2 separate regions of the Homo sapiens genome follow, and region 2 is linked to region 1. The links are chromatin contacts, found by Hi-C or POLR2A ChIA-PET in ENCODE. All regions are on one chromosome and are shown on one strand. The core of a region is the stretch at or near the end of the contact, and the rest is flanking DNA. Distances in the headings are between cores, read along the strand shown. Region 1 overlaps MET (MET proto-oncogene, receptor tyrosine kinase). Region 2 holds the start of MET (MET proto-oncogene, receptor tyrosine kinase).

What was found. Hi-C counts contacts between places; a loop is a spot of excess contacts on that map. ChIA-PET counts read pairs that join two places held with the same protein, here RNA polymerase II (POLR2A). Pooled maps may share reads with other maps.
Region 2: a loop to region 1 is called in a map of MCF 10A, with 5 times the contacts of the local background. The contact joins the promoter of MET here to the enhancer-like site in region 1. A Hi-C loop is called at or near these places in 11 of 168 maps with a recorded cell type or tissue (Caco-2, Calu3, IMR-90 and 8 more) and 6 of 50 pooled maps. POLR2A ChIA-PET finds 5 or more read pairs at or near these places in 8 of 52 experiments (A549, H1, MCF 10A and 5 more).

What each region holds. Positions count from the first base shown.
Region 1 is chr7:116,714,843-116,719,482 of GRCh38, reverse strand. All of the region lies in intron 2 of MET (MET proto-oncogene, receptor tyrosine kinase), which reads right to left. Among named protein-coding and RNA genes, the nearest start is that of COMETT, 29 kb to the right of the region's middle. Within about 2 kb of position 2,747, at least 7 of the 41 ENCODE cell types and tissues checked have a DNase peak (open chromatin) inside an H3K27ac peak, as active enhancers do; they include Panc1, gastrocnemius medialis and psoas muscle, where a contact is called at or near this core.
Region 2 is chr7:116,669,390-116,674,029 of GRCh38, reverse strand. It overlaps MET (MET proto-oncogene, receptor tyrosine kinase), which reads right to left and starts at 1,834. Exons shown (of 21, transcript NM_000245.4): 1 at 1,453-1,834. The region is part of intron 1 of COMETT (cytosolic oncogenic antisense to MET transcript); the gene reads left to right. RefSeq lists silencers at 1,667-1,856, 1,917-2,046, 2,177-2,226.

The DNA of each region.
Region 1 (4,640 bases), core at 1,498-3,997:
AGCTTCTGCACAGCAAAAGAAACTATCATCAGAGTGAATAGGCAACCTACAAAATGGGAGAAAATTTTTGCAACCTACTCATCTGACAAAGGGCTAATATCCAGAATCTACAATGAACTCAAACAAATTTACAAGAAAAAAACAACCCCATCAAAAAGTGGGCGAAGGATATGAACAGACACTTCTCAAAAGAAGACATTTATGCAGCCAAAAAACACATGAAAAAATGCTCATCATCACTGGCCATCAGAGAAATGCAAATCAAAACCACAATGAGATACCATCTCACACCAGTTAGAATGGCAATCATTAAAAAGTCAGGAAACAACAGGTGCTGGAGAGGATGTGGAGAAATAGGAACACTTTTACACTGTTGGTGGGACTGTAAACTAGTTCAACCATTGTGGAAGTCAGTGTGGCGATTCCTCAGGGATCTAGAACTAGAAATACCATTTGACCCAGCCATCCCATTACTGGGTATATACCCAAAGGACTATAAATCATGCTGCTATAAAGACACATGCACACGTATGTTTATTGCGACATTATTCACAATAGCAAAGACTTGGAACCAACCCAAATGTCCAACAATGATAGACTGGATTAAGAAAATGTGGCACATATACACCATGGAATACTATGCAGCCATAAAAAATGATGAGTTCACGTCCTTTGTAGGGACATGGATGAAATTGGAAATCATCATTCTCAGTAAACTATTGCAAGAACAAAAAACCAAACACCGCATATTCTCACTCATAGGTGGGAATTGAACAATGAGATCACATGAACACAGGAAGGGGAATATCACACTCTGGGGACTGTGGTGGGGTGGGGGGAGGGGGGAGGGATAGCATTGGGAGATATACCTAATGCTAGATGATGAGTTAGTGGGTGCAGCACACCAGCATGGCACATGTATACATATGTAACTAACCTGCACAATGTGCACATGTATCCTAAAACTTAAAGTATAAAAAAAAAAGGCTTATCCACTTCTAAAATAATCGTATGTCTCTGAGAAACAATGGTAAACAATGTGTTTTATTATTTATTTTATTTATTTTTTAAAATTTTTATTTATTTATTTATTTTGAGATGGAGTCTAGCTCTGTCGCCGAGGCTGGAGTGCAGTGGCGTGATCTCGGCTCACTACAACCTCCGCCTCCTGGGTTCAAGCAATTCCCTGCTTCAGCCTCCTGAATAGCTGAGACTACAGGTGCCCGCCACCATATCTGGCTAACTTTTTTGTATTTTTATTAGAGACTGGGTTTCACCATTTTGGCCAGGTTGGTCTTGAACCCCTGACCTTGTGATCCACCTGTCTCGGCTTCCCAAAGTGCTGGGATTACAGGTGTGAGCCACCGTGCCCTGCCTCCTGTTTTATTATTTTTTAAAAACTTGTTGCAAACTTGCTTCCTTAGCCCAAAGTCTTATATACTGTCATAGAGTTAAAGAATAGGAATTCCTCTACAATTTGTAAGCCTTGATGTGATACATCAATTAATCTAGTCTTCCTTTAGCTTTCTATGAGTACTTGCCAGATTCTTTTTACCTGACTTAGTCATATAGCTTTTTTTATAAAAAGAAAATTGAAGTGCTATATATCTCAATATATTTGATTCAAAATGTTTCCCCTAATTAACATTATGATGTATGCAGTGAATATGTAATTATATTTAATTCAGTGTAATTAAGAATGTGATATATTTAAAATAGTGATTCATTTAATTGATCTATAGGACAGATTTAGCTCATCTATAGATAATTTAAATCAGTCTTGCAAATAAAATTTTTAAAAATGTACTATCTTGTAAAATCTTTGCCAGTTCACTTGTATCACCTTTCTCTCCTCTTTGACCATGACTAAATTACCAGAAGCATTTGAATATATACTTTATTCATAATCATTCTTTGTAGAAATTCTAGCTAGATATGGTAATGGTTTTCTGGGAAATACATATTTTGAAATAGAAAGTACCTCTTTGTCTAGAGCTTTTCATACAGTTGACTGAAAACTTAATTGCTTTAATTTCAGGAATTCTTATTTCCCTAAATTTCACTCATGTGTTTTTTTTATTAAATAGAACTGGGAGAGAGGACAGTGTGGAACTGACTGCACGCAGGGAGGCACAGAGCTTTCAATTTCAGGGTCTGGCGCTGTTTCTTATAGACATATTTTAACTCTTTACTGTCTGTACTGAGATGTCTAAGATGTTGACATTGAATTCAGAATTGTCTGTAAAATACAGAAGAGTCAGCTCTCTGGCAAAGCAGATCCTTCTCTTTGGGGTCCTTAATGCACGGCCAGGCTGTTAGGGTGCTGTGGTCAAACCCTAAGAATCTGACCAAGTTGTTTTGTGCTATGAAGAGGACTCCATCTGATGTGCTCAGGGCACAGTTGAAAAGAAAGAGGCTTCCTCAACACATCTGTTTCCACTAACGCCTCTTGAGGAAGTAATCCTGCCCTATGGCTTCAATAGTCATGGCCTGGAAGTCCTAGCAAGGGAGCAAAGCTGGGGGGGGCAAAATTTAAGAGGCTTCAATTTCTTTCTGCCCTAGCCAGAGAGGGCATGCTCTGCGGTTGTGTGTGCAGCCAGACAGCCGGGAGCACAGCATAAGCAGGCATCCGGCCAGCCAGCCACGGGCTGAGCACTGGTGATTCACAAGGTGATGGAAGCTACTGTGGCTCTGCCCTCACAGCCTCGTGGTGATGACCTAACTCTACACACCCCGTTGCCATCTCTTCCGAGGACCAGCCCTGTCTCTGCAAATGCCTTCAAGCTATGTTTGAATACGCCATTGATGATGTTCAAAGCCATCACTTTTCTCTCCAAACTGATTTCCTCTTCCAGCTTCCTATTTCTCAATGCATCAATAGCTACCCTCTCCGTAAGTTTGAGATCTGAACCATCTTTGAGTCTTTCCTTTATTGTTCATATCTTCTTTCTTTCTTTCTTTCTTTCTTTCTTTCTTTCTTTCTTTCTTTCTTTCTTTCTTTCTTTCTTTCTTTCTCTTTCTTTCTTTTCTTTTTCTTTCTTTCCTTCTTTCTTTCCTTCCTTACTCTTTCTTTCTTTCATATTTCTCTTTCTTTCTCTCTTTTTCCCTCCTTCCTTCCCTCCCTCCCTCTCTCTCCGTTTCTTTTCTCTCTCTCTCTCTCTCTCTCTCTCTCTCTCTCTCTCTCTCTCTCTCTCTCTCCCTCTCTCCCTCCTTCCCTCTTGCTTGCTTGCTTGAAAGGCTCTGGCTCTGTCACCCAGGCGGCAGTGCAGTGGCACAATCTTGGCTCACTGCAACCTCTTCCCTTCTGGGCTCAAGAGATCCTCCCTCCTCAGCATCCAGAGTAGCTGGGACTACAGGCATGTGCCACAATACCTGGCTAATTTTTGTATTTCTTTGTAGAGATGGGATTTTGCCATGTTGCCCAGGCTGGTCTTGAATTCACAGGCTCTAGCAATCCTTCCACCTCGACCTCCCAAAGTGTTAGGATTACAGGCATGAGCCACCATGCCTGGCTGATTCTTATACTCTCTTCTATTGAATTAAAGGAAATTGCCTACATGGCCTCCTACAATCTGATTCCTTTGATTTTAGAATCTTCTTCCTTAAGCCGACTTCTACAACTTTTTAGTGTAATGCTCCCTAAATACCTTCTCAGCTTGTCCTGTGACAACCATGCTAACCTAGCAGAGAACTTGGGTCAGGGGTGGCCCTGCCCTTCCTGGCTGTGCAGCTTTAGGATTCCTAGATCTCTAAACCTCAGTTCTTCACTTGTAAAGTGGGAAAACACATATCTACATAACAGATTTGTTTTGAGGCTTAAATGAAATGAATCCAGTGCCAGAAACATATTAAATGGTCACTTCATTTAGAAGACCTACAGTAGGCCGAATAATGTCTTCCCAAAATTCATGTCCACCTGGAAAGTCAGATCGTGACCTTATTTGGAAATAGGCTCTTTGATATGTGATTAGTTAAGGATCTTGAGATGAAATCATCCTGGATTTAGTGAGTGCCCTGAATTCAATGACTGTTGTCCTTATAAGAAGAGGGGACACAGAGAGACATGGTGGACTGCCACATAAAGATGGAGGCAGAGAGGGGAGTAAAGCTGCCACAACCTAAGATGCCTGGGACACCAGAATTGCAAGAGGCAAGGAAGGAGTCCTCCCTAGAGCCTCCAGAGGGAGCATGGCCCTGGCTGATGCCTTGATTTCAGACATCTGGCCTCCAGAACCATGTGAGGATAAATTTCTGTTGTTTTCAGCCACCCAGTTTGTGGTAATTTGTTATGGGAGCTCTGGAAAATGAATATAATACCATACCATGTGACAGACTGTTCTAGGTGCTGAAGGATATGGCAGCAAATAAAAAAGACATAAATCCCTGCCTTGTGCAACTAAACAGTTATTATTATCACTATTGTTGGTCTAGTAAGCCCTCATAATGCCTATGAAGACAAAATCCAATTGTTTAGATCAATGAGCCTCAATTTCATCATCTGTAAAATGGAAACACTCACACCTATTGAAGAGAATTACTTAAGTTCATAAGTAAGGTCATCCATGGCTCTCCAAAATTTGTGGACCTGTTATCTGTCCACTATTATTTTACACTATTCTCTAATGCAGGGGTTGGCACAT
Region 2 (4,640 bases), core at 585-3,084, 45 kb after region 1:
TTTTTAAAACAGCAGTACATTTTATAGGCTATCAGACACATTTTTGTACTACCAAAATTTCTTATGAATGATGTAAATTTTCCCTCTGTTATTCAGCAGTTCAAAAAGAATGAACATTGAATACACCACAGACTTGCAAATGATAGGAACCAAAGTACCTCACTTATGTTCCATTATGGAAGTTTACACGTTCAAAACAAAGCTCAATTAGCTTAGATCAAGGAAGGAAAGCTATGTACCTGTAAATAATCCAAGCACCACTTACACTGTTTACATAAAAATGCAATTTATGTCCCTGTAGCACAGAGAAACATGATGTACATCATTTTCAGATCATCTTCATGCAGAAAAAATTCATTAGTCAGCTATAATAGTTTAGCTGTAAGGGAATATAATGTTTTTCTGAATCCATTTGCATGGCAATGTGCATGTGTCTGGCTGATGAAAGCGACAGAATAAACCCCCACCCAAAGCTACAGAATGTGAACAGTCTTCTTAAAATTCAAGAGAGGGTCCAGATAGTCTATATTGCCTCCAACGTCAGTTCTTACAATCCTCTCACATTCATGGACCATCTTAACATAGCAATTAAAGTATCTTGATTATTTTGCCTAAGAGAGTTGACAATATTTCATTCTGCCCGAGGGCTCCTTTGAACATAAAACTGTGATAAGGTAAAATACACTGGGCAACTATTCATGCGTGAGCCATTGGAGCCCTCTCCAACTGCCAAATTAGCAAATGGCTCTTTTAAAACATGAAAGATATGAATGGGAAACCGTACTTCGGAGTAAATTCTGCATTGACAATAGTCAGGGAAAGTACTTTCACTGGTGCTTTAATTATCGGGTCAGCACTACGACTGGCCACATCGCTCAGCCTCTGGTTATAATCTATTTCACCTAATAAGATAGATGTCCACCACAAGCCCCAGAAAGAGATAAGGTACGATGGAAAATTGATGGATCACAAGCCCCGCGTGATTGCCAGAAATGAATTCAGACTTTCACAGAAACACCTGCCCCTTGGAAGGACCCCAACATAACACAGATAAAGCAAGGCTGGGAACAAGGAAACAGCTCGGCTCAAACCTTGCCAGCTGCATCACGGTGGGACGAGGATGACCGGATCCCTTTTGTAAGGGCTGAGTCAGATCCCAGCTTTAAAACTTGCTGGGCCGTAACAGTCACACATCACCCACTGTCCCAGCGCCCCTCTCCCTCCTAAGTCATACAGGTGGCCATCAGAAGCAACCCCCTAAAAAGACAAGCCCCATTCTAGTTTCGTCCTCGCCGTGGCCACGTCTCTTCAGTTTCCGAAGCCCCTAAACTCTAGCCCACCTACGTGGTTTTGCCCCCTGGAACAGCAGTCAGGTCTCTTAGGGGAACAAAGAAAGCAGAACCCCTGAGGCGAGGGATTGGGTACTGGATCTGAAAGGGGCTGCAATTTTACCTTTCGGTGCCCAGGAACCAGTGGAGAAGTCAGCGGCGCAAGGACCACACGCGCGCTCCGCGCCTCCCCGCCTCCTCTCAGCAAGTCAGCTGTCGCCCCGCATCTGGCTCGCGCCCTCCACTCGGCTCCGCATCTGCTCACAAAGCGCTCGGGGCGCCGCGGGCGGCGAGGGCCTCCGGGTCACCTGCGGCCGGGCTGAGCCCAGCGCCCCGCCCGCCCGCCGGCCGCACTCCCTCCGCCCCTTCCCACACGCGCGCTGCCCTGCCAGTGACTCAGCCGGGCATCGGCGCGCGCGGCCCGCGGCGGCCCGGGCGCGTTGGGGCCGGAGGCACCGCCAGGCGACCAGACTGAGGCGCTCGCCTGCCCGCCCCAGCACGTGTCTGTCTGCCTCGCGTGCTGTCCGTCCCCTAGTCCGCGGGTTCCGAGGACCGCTGAGGTGGGGACTGGCACCACCCAGAGGGAAATCGGCCCCCGCCCTTCCTGCCGTCCGCGCCGCGCCTGGCCCCGCGGGGGTCGCGTTTCCTCCCGCCTCTGCCCCGCCCACGACAAGGTGAAACTTTCTAGGTGGAGAAGTTTTCTCGCCCTGGCTGCGCGCTCTCCTCCCCCAGCTCAGGCAGTCTGAAGTTAGCACAGCCGGAGATAAGCGGGACCGAGTCTCCCCCTCCTGGCGCTTGGGAGGCGAGTGTCACCCCGGGCTCAGATGCAGGGCGCGCACCCTCCTGGCACCCCGCTCGCTGACCCCGGGAAGGGCGCGAGCTTTGCTCTCGGCCTCTCCCACGTCTCCGCTAACCGCCCCGCGCCCACCCGGGTTTAGAGAGATTTGGGCACCGCAGAAACAAGGAGTTCATTGTTAGAGGCGGAGGTAGAAGTGGATGGACGAATTGTCCCAATGATTTCATTATGCAACGATTATCCTCTACTATAATAACTCAAATTTCTGCAAGGAAGAACAACAGAGGAGTTTAACCCTGAGGAGACTTCCATTTCTTTTTTTCTTTTTTTTTTTTTCCATAGCCGGAAGCAGGCTGATTAAATAACTGGGCAAATAGCGATGAATAAGCACAACAGAACAAAAGTTTAATTCTTGAATGTTGAAATCTTATGATGATTTTTAAAAAAGAGCTTTTGGGGCCTCGGTGAACTCTATTAGGAGTAATTGTGTTGGGATAACTTTGTATTTCGCTATAAAAATTGGCACCTACAAGAGTAAATGAACACTCAAAGGTAATAGGATCTAAGGAACGGGCATTGCCGGTTAGAACTTGAGTTCGTTCCGGCTCTCATACCAACTTGTTCAATCATGGCAATAGATAATGAGACATAGATATCTTCGTTATTGAAAGTCATGGGTTAAAATAACAGTTACTATGCAGGTTCAGTTCTTATTTACTACAGAATGAAACATAGAAAAATGTAGTAAGAATAGTTATCATTTCCCAAGTGCCAGGCACTTGGAAATGATAATGTAACCAGAGGTTACATAAGAGTGATTTCAGTCCTCAAAAGAGATTACCTCTTGATTCCCCAGTTTTATGGAAAAGGAAAGTTCCCATTACGTTACTAAAGTCTTGCATTGAACCATTTTGCAGGTAAAGAAACTGAGTCCCTAAAAGTTCCCAGGAGAGTCACATAGCTGGTTAGTAAGAGGGGCAAAGTTAGAACTTAGCTTTCAGCCCAGTCAGGTGTCCTTCACACCATACCAAGAGGCCTCAGCAGGCTAAATAAACAACGCGGCCTGACTGGAGATTTCCTGATACGGCATGGCATAATTTATCAATGACTATAGCTCATTAAAAAACACTAATTTACTGGTAATAAGGCACTGGGCCTATTTATGGACAGATCAATTACAGATTTTGGGTTCAGTAACAGCTTTCAATAAAAGATGAATAAATTAATGAATTTAAAAAGTTTTACACACACACACACACACACACACACACACACACAGAGCCATAGTTGTCTAAAGGAATGATTAGAGTGCTGTTTCTATTTCCTGGTTTCCATAGCAATATGTTAACTGGATTTTTAGATCACATTATGTAGTTGCCTTAACAGGTTTTCTGAGTTTGAGTGCCATGATAAAAATATAAAAGAAAAAATTTACAATTAAAGTTGTAGAAAGACCCAGAAAAGCCAATGCAAACTGGAAAATAAAATAGATGATAAATACAAACAACCCGTTGTGTATTTTCAGCACTGAAACTTTCTAGTTTCTAATAACTAACAAAATTTCAATCCAGTTTTGAAACTGTATTGAAAATCATCATTTCATTTATCAACTGTAAATAAGGAGATAACATTTTATGAAATAACATAACTAACAATAGCATAACTAAAAGTATCTGGGTGTGTGAAGGTCAAGTAATTTTTACACACTACCTAGACAGATTTGATTGGGAAAATGTTTACAGATAATTTCAGATTTTTGGAAATGAATGGAAACAGATATTTTAAAAGGTAATAGGAGTTCTATAATTCAATTTTGGTTTTGCAGCAAACTTTTAATTGTTGCTATTTAACTTTCCTTGGGTTCATGTCATGGGTGATACACTGTATGATGAAGTTCTGTTGGTATTTTCTTAACCAAACCAAATCTCTTGTGGTCCACACTGTTGGCTGGCTAAGCCAGCATCTGTTCCCAACGAGATTTTCCTGTTCCTGCCTCCACTCTTGGGGCTTGAAAAGAGAAATATTTGCTTTCCCAGACTCCTTTGCAGCTAGACATGGCCATGTGATGTCATTCTGGTAATGAGGTATAAGTTGAAGTCTGATGGGGCCTTGTGGGAAAGGGTTTAAGGCTGGTGCCACCCCTTTTCCTTTCTTGCTTCTTGATTTCATATATGATGCCCAGTGAAGAACTAACCATCTTGTGACCAGCATGCAGAAGTTGGTGCTGACATTGCTGAGGTACAGCCCTACTGCCAGTAGACACCTGCTTCCAGATTTCTTGTTTTGTGGAAAAAAAACAAAAACAAAACTTGTTCTAGACACTGGTAGCTGGGACTTCTGTCACCTGCAGCTGAAAGCAATTAAAACTGATAGACCCCTCAAATTGGGAACAACATCTCCAAGACTGAGTTGAGCATAATAGTTAAGAGTTTTAGAACCAAACAACCTGGATTTCAATCCCAGCTATGTCTCTTGCTAGCTGTGTAGCTACAGGCCAGTGGATTAAACTCTCTCGT